Linked DNA regions of Mus musculus: region 2 is linked to region 1. The links are chromatin loops, found by intact Hi-C in ENCODE. Cell type or tissue: left cerebral cortex. All regions are shown on one strand. Links, peaks and the distances in the headings refer to the core of each region. The heading gives the core; the rest is flanking DNA.

Evidence for each region. A loop is a pair of places that touch in the nucleus more often than their neighbours do. Peaks named below come from ENCODE experiments on the same cell type or tissue, not always from the same donor. Only the 100,000 strongest peaks of a DNase experiment are listed, where the experiment ranks them.
Region 2: a loop joins it to region 1, with 4 times the contacts of the local background. A loop is called at or near these places in 1 of 42 quality-filtered maps.

Annotation. Positions count from the first base shown.
Region 1 is chr10:121,625,176-121,634,899 of GRCm38, forward strand. It overlaps Xpot (exportin, tRNA (nuclear export receptor for tRNAs)), which reads right to left and starts at 1,157. Exons shown (of 25, transcript NM_001081056.2): 1 at 930-1,157. In left cerebral cortex, for the core only: a CTCF peak has its summit at 1,033; a DNase peak (open chromatin) is centred at 1,290; H3K4me3 peaks cover 1,857 bases; H3K27ac peaks cover 955 bases.
Region 2 is chr10:123,074,228-123,076,727 of GRCm38, forward strand. It overlaps Mon2 (MON2 homolog, regulator of endosome to Golgi trafficking), which reads right to left and starts at 2,278. Exons shown (of 36, transcript NM_001163024.1): 1 at 1,625-2,278. The coding sequence starts at 1,735. In left cerebral cortex, for the core only: no CTCF peak of the experiment used is centred there; DNase peaks (open chromatin) are centred at 1,410, 1,610 and 2,254; H3K4me3 peaks cover 1,777 bases; H3K27ac peaks cover 1,259 bases.

The DNA.
Region 1 (9,724 bases), core at 1-2,500:
ACATGCTCAACACCAACAAAAAAAATCCTCAGCAAACTTGTTCCATAGTGAGGAATCCCTCACAAACCTTCGCCCTCTACACAATCGGAAAAAAACATCAAACCAAAATAAAATGAGATGGTAAACCACCTATCTGTGAATAAAACACAGGGTTAAAAGGTAACGATTGCCTAATAAAGACCGGCAAAGGAAGCTTAGCTTTCTGACCTACCGATGCAGAGCCTTGCAGGCTTAAACATTGTTACAATATGGTAAACATCTTATACTACCTGCAAAGGTGGATGTGGGGGTGGGGGGAGCGAAAAAAAAACATGTAAAATTGGAAGCCTTAATTTTTCCCTCAGCCATTAAGTCAAGAATAATCAAACAATGTGGAAAATTCCTCCACACCTACTTAAGCCTGTTTGAGACCGACTGAATCTTTCCAGCCTTTTAACATCAAGTTGACAAGTCGCTTTAATACAACGTAACTTCCCCCAGTAACAACTAATTAAGGCTTCCAAAAAGTACTCGTTTTTCAGGTTACAGGGAACATCAAGCTTTTCCGTGGCTGCAAGACTGTAAAGAAGCAAAAAGGGGAAAAGGCTGTCCCTGCTGGCAAATTACTACGCAGAAATAACACTTTCTCTCCTATTTGTCCCGGGGTGGGAAGCGGATCAACTTTGAGGTCCCTACAGCTCAAACTGGTGGGACGCACTCTAAAACTATCACAAATGGGGTTGGGGGGCAGCCTCCTAGGCCGGCCTCGCCCCCTATCCTTCGCCCGGATCCCTCCCAGAGCGAAGCCTCGTGGCCACTCGGGTGATGAAACACCCGGCAACCGGCAGCCACGCACTAGGGACGCGGCCGCCACCGATCGTCCCCAACCCCAAGTCCGGCTCGCCCGGCCACGTAGGGTCCCCGGCCCGCCGCCCTACGCCTCCAGTCACCATCACTCCAATATCTCTTCCTCGCCTGCACTCCCGAGGGTCGGCCAGCCGCAAGGAGCGGGCCGTACGCAGGGAGCACGGAGAGCGGCCCACGTCCTTGTCGCTGTAGTCCTCCAATACAGCCGCAGCGCTAGCGCCGGAGCCGGCCCGGGCCGCGCTCCTCTCGGCGCTCGGCGTTCCCCGGGCGCCTTCTCTTGCGTGGCGCGGAGCGGGGAGGGCAGGTTGGCAAGCCGGCGGGCGGAGTCGGCGGCCCTGGAAGGAAAACTGCGCAGGGTCCCGCTAACGCCGCCGCTGAGTCAGCGCGAGGCACGCCCCCCGCGTCGTACCGCGCGGACCCGCGCTAGCAGCAGCCTCATGGAAGTAGAGTGCAGACGGCCGCCAGCAGGCTGGGCCCGGGGGACTACAACTCCCAGCGTGCAAAGCGCATGGGACGCTTCCGAGAGGAGGACCGCGCACGTGCTCCCTGGAGCTCGCAGGGGGCGTGGCCGGCGGGCCTGTGGTGCATGCTGGGAGAGTGCACACCGCCCTCCTAGCTACAGGTTACTGAGGTCCTCTAAGCTTTTAGAAGACCGGCCACGTTGCGCTCTGCTTTGAGCGTCGGCGTGAATTAGTAACTCTCCACTCCCTCCAGAAGGGTCTGGTCAGGTGGCAGTGCGGAGATCCTGAGATCGGAAAAGTGGACGTGGTTGAAACCACGTGTTGAGTCAGTTGCTGAATTCCTTTCCAGCGGTTCCACGTGTCAAGAGTCCAGACGCTTAAGGACTCTTTAAAAAAAAAAAAAATCCGCTGTATTTTTATTTACTTGTTTTGCTTTTGAGGCAAGATCACACTCCATAACCCAGGCTGGTTTTCACTCATTTTTCCCAAGCTGGCCTAAACTTTACAAATTCTGGAATTACTGGCATGAACCACCACGCCCAGTTTAAATATTACTAAATTTGCCTACAAAAAAAGATAGAAAGAAAAAAAGAAAACCGAAAGCAGTCCCCGGTGATGGTGGCGATTACCATTCATCCCAACACTGAGGAGGCAGAGGTAGCCACATCTACAGAGCGAGTGCCAGGACTACAGAGAGAAACACAGTCTCAAAAAAAGAAAAAAAGAAAAGAGAGAGGGAAAACATACGTACAAGTCCCGTGCTTCCGTTCGCTTTGTTTCTTTGATCCCGTGCTATTATTACTGTGTGGGCGCAGTATAAGCTCCAGCAACCTTACCTAAATCCTAAGGCTGCACCTCCATTATTGTTGGCATCATGAGTGTTAAAGTCCATCTCAGTTTACTCATTTTATGTAGAGTGGGACAGTACCAGCCTCAGAGGGTAAGGTTTGGTTAATTTTATTTAGAGGCAGAGAGAGGCTCACTATGTAGCTCTGGTTAGCCTGAAACTTGCTGGCCTTCACTGTTCTCTTGCTTCAGATTCCAGAGTGCTGGAGTTCCAGGTTGTCACCAGGTCTGACTATTTCATGAATTAAGTTTGATACACGTGTTAGACTTATCATAAGTGACACTATCTCTGGGGATACATGGACAAACATCTGTTCACTGCAGATAGATACCCAGATTCGGTACTGATGACAGACTAAAGTGAGGATACCACGAAAGTCAAGCTTGGTGAACCAATGGCTTTTACTGGGGTGACTTTCTTACAGGAGCAGAAATGATATAAAGACAGCAGCCTCCCCGAAGACAGCAGGTAGGACAGGTTCCAGCAATTCAGCTTGTCCAAGAGTGTATAGCATGAGGGAGGGGATGGTATTGTTAATCTGGTTAGTTTGGGGGGGATCTTTGAATTGTTTACTTCCCGAGTTTAAAGAGTTTATCATGAAAACAATGCAGTGCACCCAACGTGTAGATTTCCTTTCGTTTCTTAGAAACAGTATTCTACAGTAAACTCTGGCTGTTCCAGAACTCACTATATAGACCAGGCTAGCCTTGAACTTACCAAGATCCCCCTACCTCTGTCTCCCTCACAAGTACTGAGACTAATGGTGTGTGCCAATACACCTAATATCTTATTCAGTACATGCTCAGTGTACATGTTCAATGTAGTCAAAGCCTTGCCTCTAGCTCCCACTAAGAATAAGCCAGACCTGTTCTACAAGCCTGTGATCCAAGCTGCTTCAGAAGCTGAGGCAGGAGGATCTCAACTTCAAGGCCAGCCAGGGCACAATAGCTATATCCTCTCTTTAAAAGTGAATGACGAGGTCTAGGGATATAGCTCAGTGATAGTGTGCTTACCTCGCACCCACCACCCTAGCTTCAATGCCCAGACCACAAAGAGCTAACAAAACTTGCCAGCAGATCGGACAGAGTGAGGAGGGAATGGAAGTAGAATAAAAACTGATGTTACCTCTTAGCAGCTACCCTTACTCACTTATGTTACTAAAACTCCTTCCCAGGGCAATCTTCAAGTCTACCCCTCTTCCCAAGGTCCTAAGAACAAGCTCACCTAGACTCCTTCAAAGTTCAGTGTGGGGACCCCAGGAGTTTATTGGACTTACTTGAGCATGCGTAAGGGGTTACTTACTGAGTGTGGGCGCTCCTCTCCCTTAAAAAGGCTGCTCTGCAAAGTCCTTACTCATCAGGGATGATGGCTGTTTTATAACAAAATCGATTTTACCAACAAAGACTCGGGAGCCTGCTAGCTCAGAGAGGCAGAGAAAGCACCCAGCTAACCCTCCTCCTCAGCTGATATCCCACCAGGAATCCCCTCCCTCATGCTGTCTCAAAAAAAAAAAAAAAAAAAAAAAACCTCCTTCAAACTGAATGCCCCTCCCTTCTACTTCCTGTGTGTCTCTCTACCCATCCTCCTGACTCCCTCTTACTCTCTATGGTTTTTTTCTGAATAATCCTATGTTCACTTCCTGTTGACTGGCTGCTTGCTCTGCTTCTTGACCAACGATTGACTTTATTTAATCCTGTTTACGATATTCAAGAAGAAAGCTCCTGGGTTAAAGGTGTGGGCTAAGGCCTGGCCACACCACAACTAAAACATGTGTTTCCAGTAAATAACACAATCTTGGGGTTCACAATGTCATTAAATATCCTGTAACTGGCTTCTCTCAGCCACATAGATGAAACACCCCTTGCTCCTCAGCCTTGCCCCACCTACATACATTAGCCCCTCCCCTAGGCCAGCTTGGACAAGGTATGTATAATAGGTGGCAAGGGTTGGCTGCAAACTCCAAGGAGAATCTCCTGGCTTTACCCTGTGTGATCCTTAGCAAGCCAAGTGGGCACAGTTGAACTCCCCAAGATGGCCGTTATTTGCCCAAGAGGACAGTCCTGTACAACATCTGACCATGTTAAAGATGAAGCATTTCCTGCATAGCCTTTAACCTTGTGTAACACATTTAGTTGTTAGAAATGTCAGGCTGCAAGACTGGAGAGTTACTCTTCCAAAGGACCTGAGTCTGATTCCTGTTAAGGCCTGGGTAACTGTTGCCTTGTATAGCCAATCATTTTAAGCTGTTACTAATGTTACAAGGAAACTTTCTCATGTGCTGTTACTCCGTTACTTCTTTGTGCCTGAGTTAGCTGTTAACCCAAATTCTCTTATGTTCTATGCGTTGGCATTCTTGGAAAGCAATCACAATAGAGGACAGTTAGAACGGCGTTGTATAGATAGCCACAATAGGCCTGGACCCAACACCTCCCTGGGAATTGACATCCTACTTGGCAGAAAGAAACATGAAATCCTGATTGGCAAGTTGGCACATGATGCTAGGCAAGTCAAGTCGCACCCCACCACTGTCGAATGACCCAACCAATGAGGACAGGATAAGTGTACAACAAAGACGTGTTCTCAAGGAAATCTCCTGTCCCTAAATCCTGATTGGTGGAGTAACTGGGCACAGACATTTGTGAATTTCAGGCTTCAAAGCTCTGTAGGTCACAGTTTAGCTTCTGGATCTAGATTGCACCCCCGATTGATCAGTTTTGGGGTGTGTATTCAATAAACCAGCTCAGTTTGACTGAGATGGGTGTCTCAGTGGTTTGTGTGGTGACTTCCAGACCTCACCAATTCCCAGCATCCATATTAGGTGGCTTGCAACCACTTGTGACTTCAGCTCCAAAGGATGAAAACCTCTAACCTCTGAATGCATCCACACACATGACACACACTTGTACTTTCCTGCTTACACACACACACAGAGGCACGCACACACATGAGTCTAACACAGGCTGGCCCCTTTCTCCAGTTCGAATGAGTTTTTGCATGAATTTTCATTTCAGCTGTGAGACTGGTTTAAGAGGCTCTGCAATGTATATGTTCAGCATATTTCACTTCCTCTTCCTTAAGATTTATTACGGCAACATTTATGTGTCTTTTTCATTTGTGAGGATTTCATTAGGTGTTCTACAGCTCGCACCCACAGCTTGTCTACAGTTCATTTATTTAATAACATTGGCCCTTTTCTACAGTTCAAATGGGATTTAAGAATTCTCTTCCAGGAGCTGGCAGGGGTGGTACATGCCTTTAATCCCATCACTTGGGAAGCAGAGGCAGGTGGATTTCTGAGTTCAAGGCCAGCCTGGTCTACAGAGTGAGTTCCAGAACAGTCAGGGCTATACAGAGAAACCCTGTCTTAAAACAAACAAACAAACAAAAATTCTCTTCCAGTTTTGTAAACTCATTCTTTCAGAGCAAATAAGGAAGTTGTATTAGTCAGGGTTCTCTAGAGTCACAGAACTTATGGGTGGTCTCTATATAGTAAGGGGATTTGTTGATGCCTTACAGTCTGTAGTCCAACTCCCAACAATGGTCAGCAGCAGCTGTGAATGGAAGTCCAATGATCTAGCAGTTGCTCAGTCCCACAAGGCAAGCAAGTAAAGAAGAGAGAGTGAACCTTCCTTCTTCCAATGTCCTCATGTAGGTCTCCAGCAGAAGGTGTGGCCCAGAATAAAGGTGTGTGCCACCATGCCTCGATCTGGGACTTACTTTGTCCCAGATGACCTTGAACTCAGAGATCTCCCTGTCTTAATCTTTTGGAATTCATAGCCACTATGCTTCAAGATCTCCATGCCAAGACCCAGGTCAGAAACTTGTATCTCCCAGTCTCCAGATTAGGGTCACTGGTGAGCCTTCCAATTCTGGATTGTAGTTCATTCCAGATATAGTCAAGTTGACAACCAGGAATAGCCACTACAGACGTGTTGTTTGGTCTCGAACTAGAGAAGACCCGAGAGGGATATTAACATCTTATATACTGGCTGCCCTGCACATGAAGGGATACACACTTTCTCATCTCAGATGGTAAGGTAAGATTACAAAATGGCAATCAACACTTGTCCTTTTAGCAGAAGGCATATAGTGGTGAGGTCACATCTTGTCAACAGGTTTGAGTGTGTGTTACACAGTAGACATAGTTCTAAGCATTTATACATTAGTCCTCATATCCACTGTGTGGAAATAGATACTGTTATTAACCTCAGTTTTATTTTTTTAATTTATTTTGTTTTTATTTGTATGTCTGTATTGTATGCCATGTATACGCAGGTGCTCAAGGAGGCCAAAAGAAAGTGTGGGATCTCTTGGCGCTGGAGTCTCGGGCAATTGGGAGCCACCTGACAAGATTCCTCCGGAAGAGCAGTAGATACACAAGGGTATCTCTCTAGCCCTATACCGTTTTATAGCTGAAGAGTCTGGAGTTCATAGATGTCAAGTAGCAGGTGCATGCTTCATATATATATATATATATATATATGTATATGTATATGTATATGTATATGTATATGTATATGTATATGTATATATGCATATATGACGAGTACACTGCAGCTGTCTTCAGACACACTAGAAGAGGGCATCAGGCCCCGGCATAGTCTCACAAGAGACAGCTATATCAGGGTCCTTTCAGCAAAATCTTGCTAGTGTATGCAAAGGTGTCAGTATTTGGAGGCTGATTATGGGATGGATCCCTGGATATGGCAGTCTCTAGATGGTCCATCCTTTTGTCTCAGCTCCAAACTTTGTCTCTGTAACTCCTTCCATGGGTATTTTGTTCCCAATTCTAAGAAGGGGCAAAGTGTCCACACTTTGGTCTTCATTCTTCTTGAGTTTCATGTGTTTTGCAAATTGTATCTTATATCTTGGGTATTCTAAGTTTCTGGGCTAATATCCACTTATCAGTGAGAACATATCATTTGAGTTCTTTTGTGATTGGGTTACCTCCCTCAGGATGATGCCCTCCAGGCCCAACCATTTGCCTAGGAATTTCATAAATTCATTCTTTTTAATAGCTGAGTAGTACTTCATTGTGTAAATGTACCACATTTTTTGTATCCATTCCTCTGTTGAGGGGCATCTGGGTTCTTTCCAGCTTCTGGCTATTATAAATAAGGCTGCTAGCAAATACAGAAGTGGATGCTCACAGTCAGCTATTGGATGGATCACAGGGCCCCCAATGGAGGAGCTAGAGAAAGTACCCAAGGAGCTAAAGGGAATTGCAACCCTATAGGTGGAATAACAATATGAACTAACCAGTACCCTGGAGCTCTTTTCTCTAGCTGCATATGTATCAAAAGATGGCCTAGTCAGCCATCACTGGAAAGAGAGGCCCATTGGACTTGCAAACTTTATATGCCCCAGTACAGGGGAACGCCAGGGCCAAAAAGTGGGAGTGGGGGGGTAGGGGAGTGTGGGGGGAGGGTATGGAGGACTTTTGGGATAGCATTGGAAATGTAAATGAGGAAAATACCTAATGAAAAATATTAAAAAAGAAAAAAAAAAGAAGAGGGCGTCAGATCCCATTACAGATGGTTGTGAGCCACCATGTGGTTGCTGGGATTTGAACTCAGGACCTTTGGAAGAGCAGTGGGTGCTCTTAACTGCTGAGCCATCTCTCCAGCCCAGTAGCTAGTTCTTAAGGACTGAAAGTAGTATTCAGATTCTGTTTTTGTATAATACCTTTTCAATAAACATTTGCAAAAATATATCGAACTGAACTAAAAATAACATAGTCTGATGCTTCTATCCACTGAATTCTGTGTGACATTCTCCGCCAGTGTGCTTCCTAGCAACACTCGTTAAGCTTTAATGCTGTGGTGAGAAGATCATTCACTGTAGGCTCCTTGGCTGGAAAAGAAGCTGAGAGAAGGGCTGGAGAGATGGCTCAGCTGCTACGAGGACTGACTGCTCTTCCGAAAGTCCTGAGTTCAAACCCCAGCAGCCACATGGTGGCTCACAACCATCCATAATGAGATCTGATCCCCTCTTCTGGTGTGTCTGAAGTTAGCGACCACAGGTCTTGAGTTCAATTCCCAGCAACCACATGATGGCTCACAACCATCTGTATAAGCTACAGTGTACTCATATACATAAAATAAATAAATAAATCTTTAAAAAGAAAAGAAGTTGGGAGGATGTGGTGAGTGGGTAGAATTCTATTTTTTTTTTTTTCTTTTGGTTTTCTGAGACAGGATTTCTCTGTGTAGCCCTGGCTGTCCTGGAACTCACTTTGTAGACCAGGCTGGCCTCGAACTCAGAAATCCGCCTGCCTCTGCCTCCCGAGTGCTGGGATTAAAGGCTTGCGCCACCATGCCCGACTTTAGAATTTTTGTCTAGCATGCACCAAACCTTAGTTAGGTTTGATCCCACCATGACATAAAGCTGTAACTAAACTATGATATAAAGCTATAACTAATAACTAAGGTATGCATTGTGCCATGTTTCTTTTTTTTTAAAGAATTATTTATTATTATATTTAAGTACACTGTGGCTGTCTTCAGACACACCAGAAGAGGGTGTCAGATCTCATTACAAATGGTTGTGAGCCACCATGTGGTTGCTGGGATTTGAACTCAAGACCTTAGGAAGAGCAGTCAGTGATTTTAACTGCTGAGCCATCTCTCCAGCCCTGTGCCGTGTTTCCTGCAGCCCCAGCACTGTGGGAGTGGGTGTTTAAAAAGATTAGGAGTTCCAGACCCTTGGGAAAGAAAGGGTTGGAAATTAGAGCAGGCATGCAGTCTTACACTTTTCATTACACTTTTTTTTTTTAAGTTTTAAACATTTATTTAATTTTATGTGCAAGAATAGGTATATCATGTAAGCCCCTGGTGCTCATGGATGTCAAAAATGGAACTGGACTTAGAATGTTGGTGAGTTACTATAGTAGTTTGAAAATTCTTGGCCCATAGGGAGTTCTACTGTTAGGGGGTACGGCCTTGTTGGAGTGGGTGTGGCCTTGTTGGAGGAAGTGTGTCTCTGTGGGCCTGGGCTTTGAAGTTCCACCCAGTGGGGAAGAGTCAGTTTTCTCTTGGCTGTAGTCAGATCAGGATGCAGAACTCTCAGCTCCTCCTGGGCCATGCCTGCCTGGAAGCTGCCATGCTCCCTTCTTGATGATAATAGACTAAACCTCTCAACCTGTAAGCCAGCCCCAATTAAATATTGTCCTTCATAAGAGTTGCCTTGGCCATGGTATCTCTTCACAGCAATAGAAAACCCTAACTAAAACAGTTACCATGTGGATGCTGCAAGTTGAACCCAAGTCCTCTGCAAGAATAAGTGCTCTAAACTGCTGAGCCTCTTTTCAGCTCCTCCCTTTTTATTACATATTCTAATTTATCTTGGAAGTCTGGGAAGGGAATAATAAAGGATATACGGATTACTCCGTGAAAAGAAATCTGGGTGTGTTTTATGTGTATGCGGCTCATGTGTGAGGACGTGGGGTGCACACCTCTGTGTGCCCAAATGTGGGGGTGAGGGGGTGTCAGGTGTCACCTCCCTCATTCTCCATCATAGTTATTGTCTCAAGACAAGGTCTCTCTGAACTGGCTATCCACCCAGCCCTCTT
Region 2 (2,500 bases), core at 1-2,500, 1.4 Mb after region 1:
TGACAGTAGGATTTGATGTTTTCTTTTTTCTTTTTTTTTTTCCTTTTTTTTTTTCTTTTTTTTTTTTTTCTTTTTTTTTTTTTTTTTGTTTGTTTTTCGAGACAGGGTTTCTCTGTGTAGCCCTGGCTGTCCTGGAACTCACTTTGTAGACCAGACTGGCGTTGAACTCAGAAATCCACCTGCCTCTGCCTCCCAAGTGCTGGGACTAAAGGTAACTGGAACAAACAGGTAAAAGCAAGGCACTCATGGAAAATTTCAAGATTCCTGACAAGTCTGCATTCTAAACTTTACTAGTCAAGTTCTAATTATAAAACTTCTTACAGTATTCATAAAGATAGTTGTAAGTAGAAAAATATGAACTCACTCTGTAACATTTAATAGCAAGTAGTATGATAAAATTTCAGGTATACTAAGTAAGCTATATTAACTAGGAAATAAAATTAACTATTTTTACATATCTTTGAACTACACTATTTTTAAAGTTTTTTTTTAGATGTATTCATTTTTGTTATATTTGTATGGGTGTTTTGCTTGTAGGTATGCCTGCACACCACATGTGTGCCTGGTGTCTTTGGAGACCAGAAGAAAGAGGTCAGATCCCTTGAAACTGGAATTACACAAGATTGTGAGCCACCATGTAGGTGCTGGGAATTGAACAAGGGACTTCTGGAAGAGCAGCAAGTGCTCTTAACTGCCGAGCCTGACCCCTGAACTACAATAGTTTAAAAATGTGAAAGGGCAGTTTTTAAAATATTTCAACAAAAATGGAATCTTAAAAGAAAAAAGTCAGGCATTAGTGACTAAACTCAATTTTTCAATTCAATATCTGGAAAATTTTATTAGCATACATTGAGCTCCCTGATACTCGTCCTGTGAGCCCCAGTCATCATCACCATCACCACCATCGGTTTTGGAAACAAGGTCTCTTTATGTACCCTGGTTGTCCTGGTGTCCACTCTCTAACTCACAGAGATCCACTCGCATCTGAGTATTGGAGCTAAAAGTTTGGCTACCACACCCGGTCTCCTATACTGGTACCACAATTTTCAGCTATTCTACAGCTGAAAAACAACAACAACAACAACAACAACAACAACAAATTATGCACCCAAGAGGCTATATATACTCAGATATATTTGTTTTGCAAAGCATCCTACTAGAATACTGCTTGTGCAGGGCTTAACATGGTTATCGTAGGCCTTGACCATTTGCTGTAATTTGGGGCTCTAGTTTATCACGACGATTAGATTTTTAGGTGGGCTGAATAACACAGACAAGAAGGAAATGTTCCCACACACTATGCCCACCTAAGTATGGAGAACGGATTCCGCTACAGCGGTGGATACTCATTCTTAGGAGCAATATACCTGACTCGAGTGTCACCAAACCGGCTCACTCATGGAACTTCGCTCCGAAATAAACATAACAAGAGAATGGAAGAAATCAAATCTCCTTGGAACTCTCAAAAGAATTCTACGAACAGCCTTTGCTGGGCAATCACCAAACTTAACTGGCGGAATGAAAATTAGTATAGGTGTTGGGGAATCGAGGAAAGCGGTCTACGAGGACCAGGGAGCGCTCGTGACGTTCCCCCCCCCCGCCCCTGACGTCGCCTGGGACCTACCTCCTTGACAGGTGGGAACTTCTTCTTGCATTCTAGTGACAAGGCCCGCAGGTCGCTCTGCATATTCTCCAGCAGCTTCTTCACAGCCTCGGGGCTGTTGGTGCAGGACATGGTCCCTCCAGGTCACCGCCGATCTGGGACCAGCACTACCAAGCAGGCACTGTCAGCAGCTTGCGCGGCCCGCAGCCAGCCGGCGGCTCCTCAGTCTTCCTTAGCCGGGGCCCAGGGCTCGGCGGGCGGGCGGGCGGGCGGGCGCACGGCCGGAGCCGGGCTGCGTCTCCCGAGGCGTGCCCGAGTTCCCCCCGGGCCGCCCCGCACCGCCGCCGGCCGCTCGCCGAAACCTGCCCGCAGCGGTGCAGCCCCACCAGGCTCCACCGGCGCCGGCTCAGGAGCCCACCAGACGGGCAGGTCCCTCCCGCTGCCGCGGGGCCTGGCCACGGCGGGCGTCACCGGCCGAGCTGGCCACAAGCTTCAGCGATGCCCGCCCCGGGTGCCCAGACCCGCCGACGCCATTAGCCCAGTCGCCCACAATTCCGAGCGCGGCCCGGACACGTCAGCCGCACTTCCGGACTCCGGGCCCCGCCCCCGCCCGGGCCAATCCGGAGGCGAGTCTCTGGAGGGGCGGGGCCGAGCGAGAAGCCCAGAACGAGCTCCAGCTGGGCAGTGCGGACCCCGCCCCCGCCGTCGACGCAGGTGGCCGGCACAGCTGCGCAGGCGCGTCCTGTTTTTTTTGGCTGGCTGGTAACCTGGGGATGATCGGAGGTGTCTCCCTACGTCTGTTTGTGATCCATTCTCTTCTGCTATAAATATTTGCTTTTTTTAAAAAATGAATTTGTCTTGTCCGTCACTTCTGCCTCCTTGATCCCCACCCCCCTG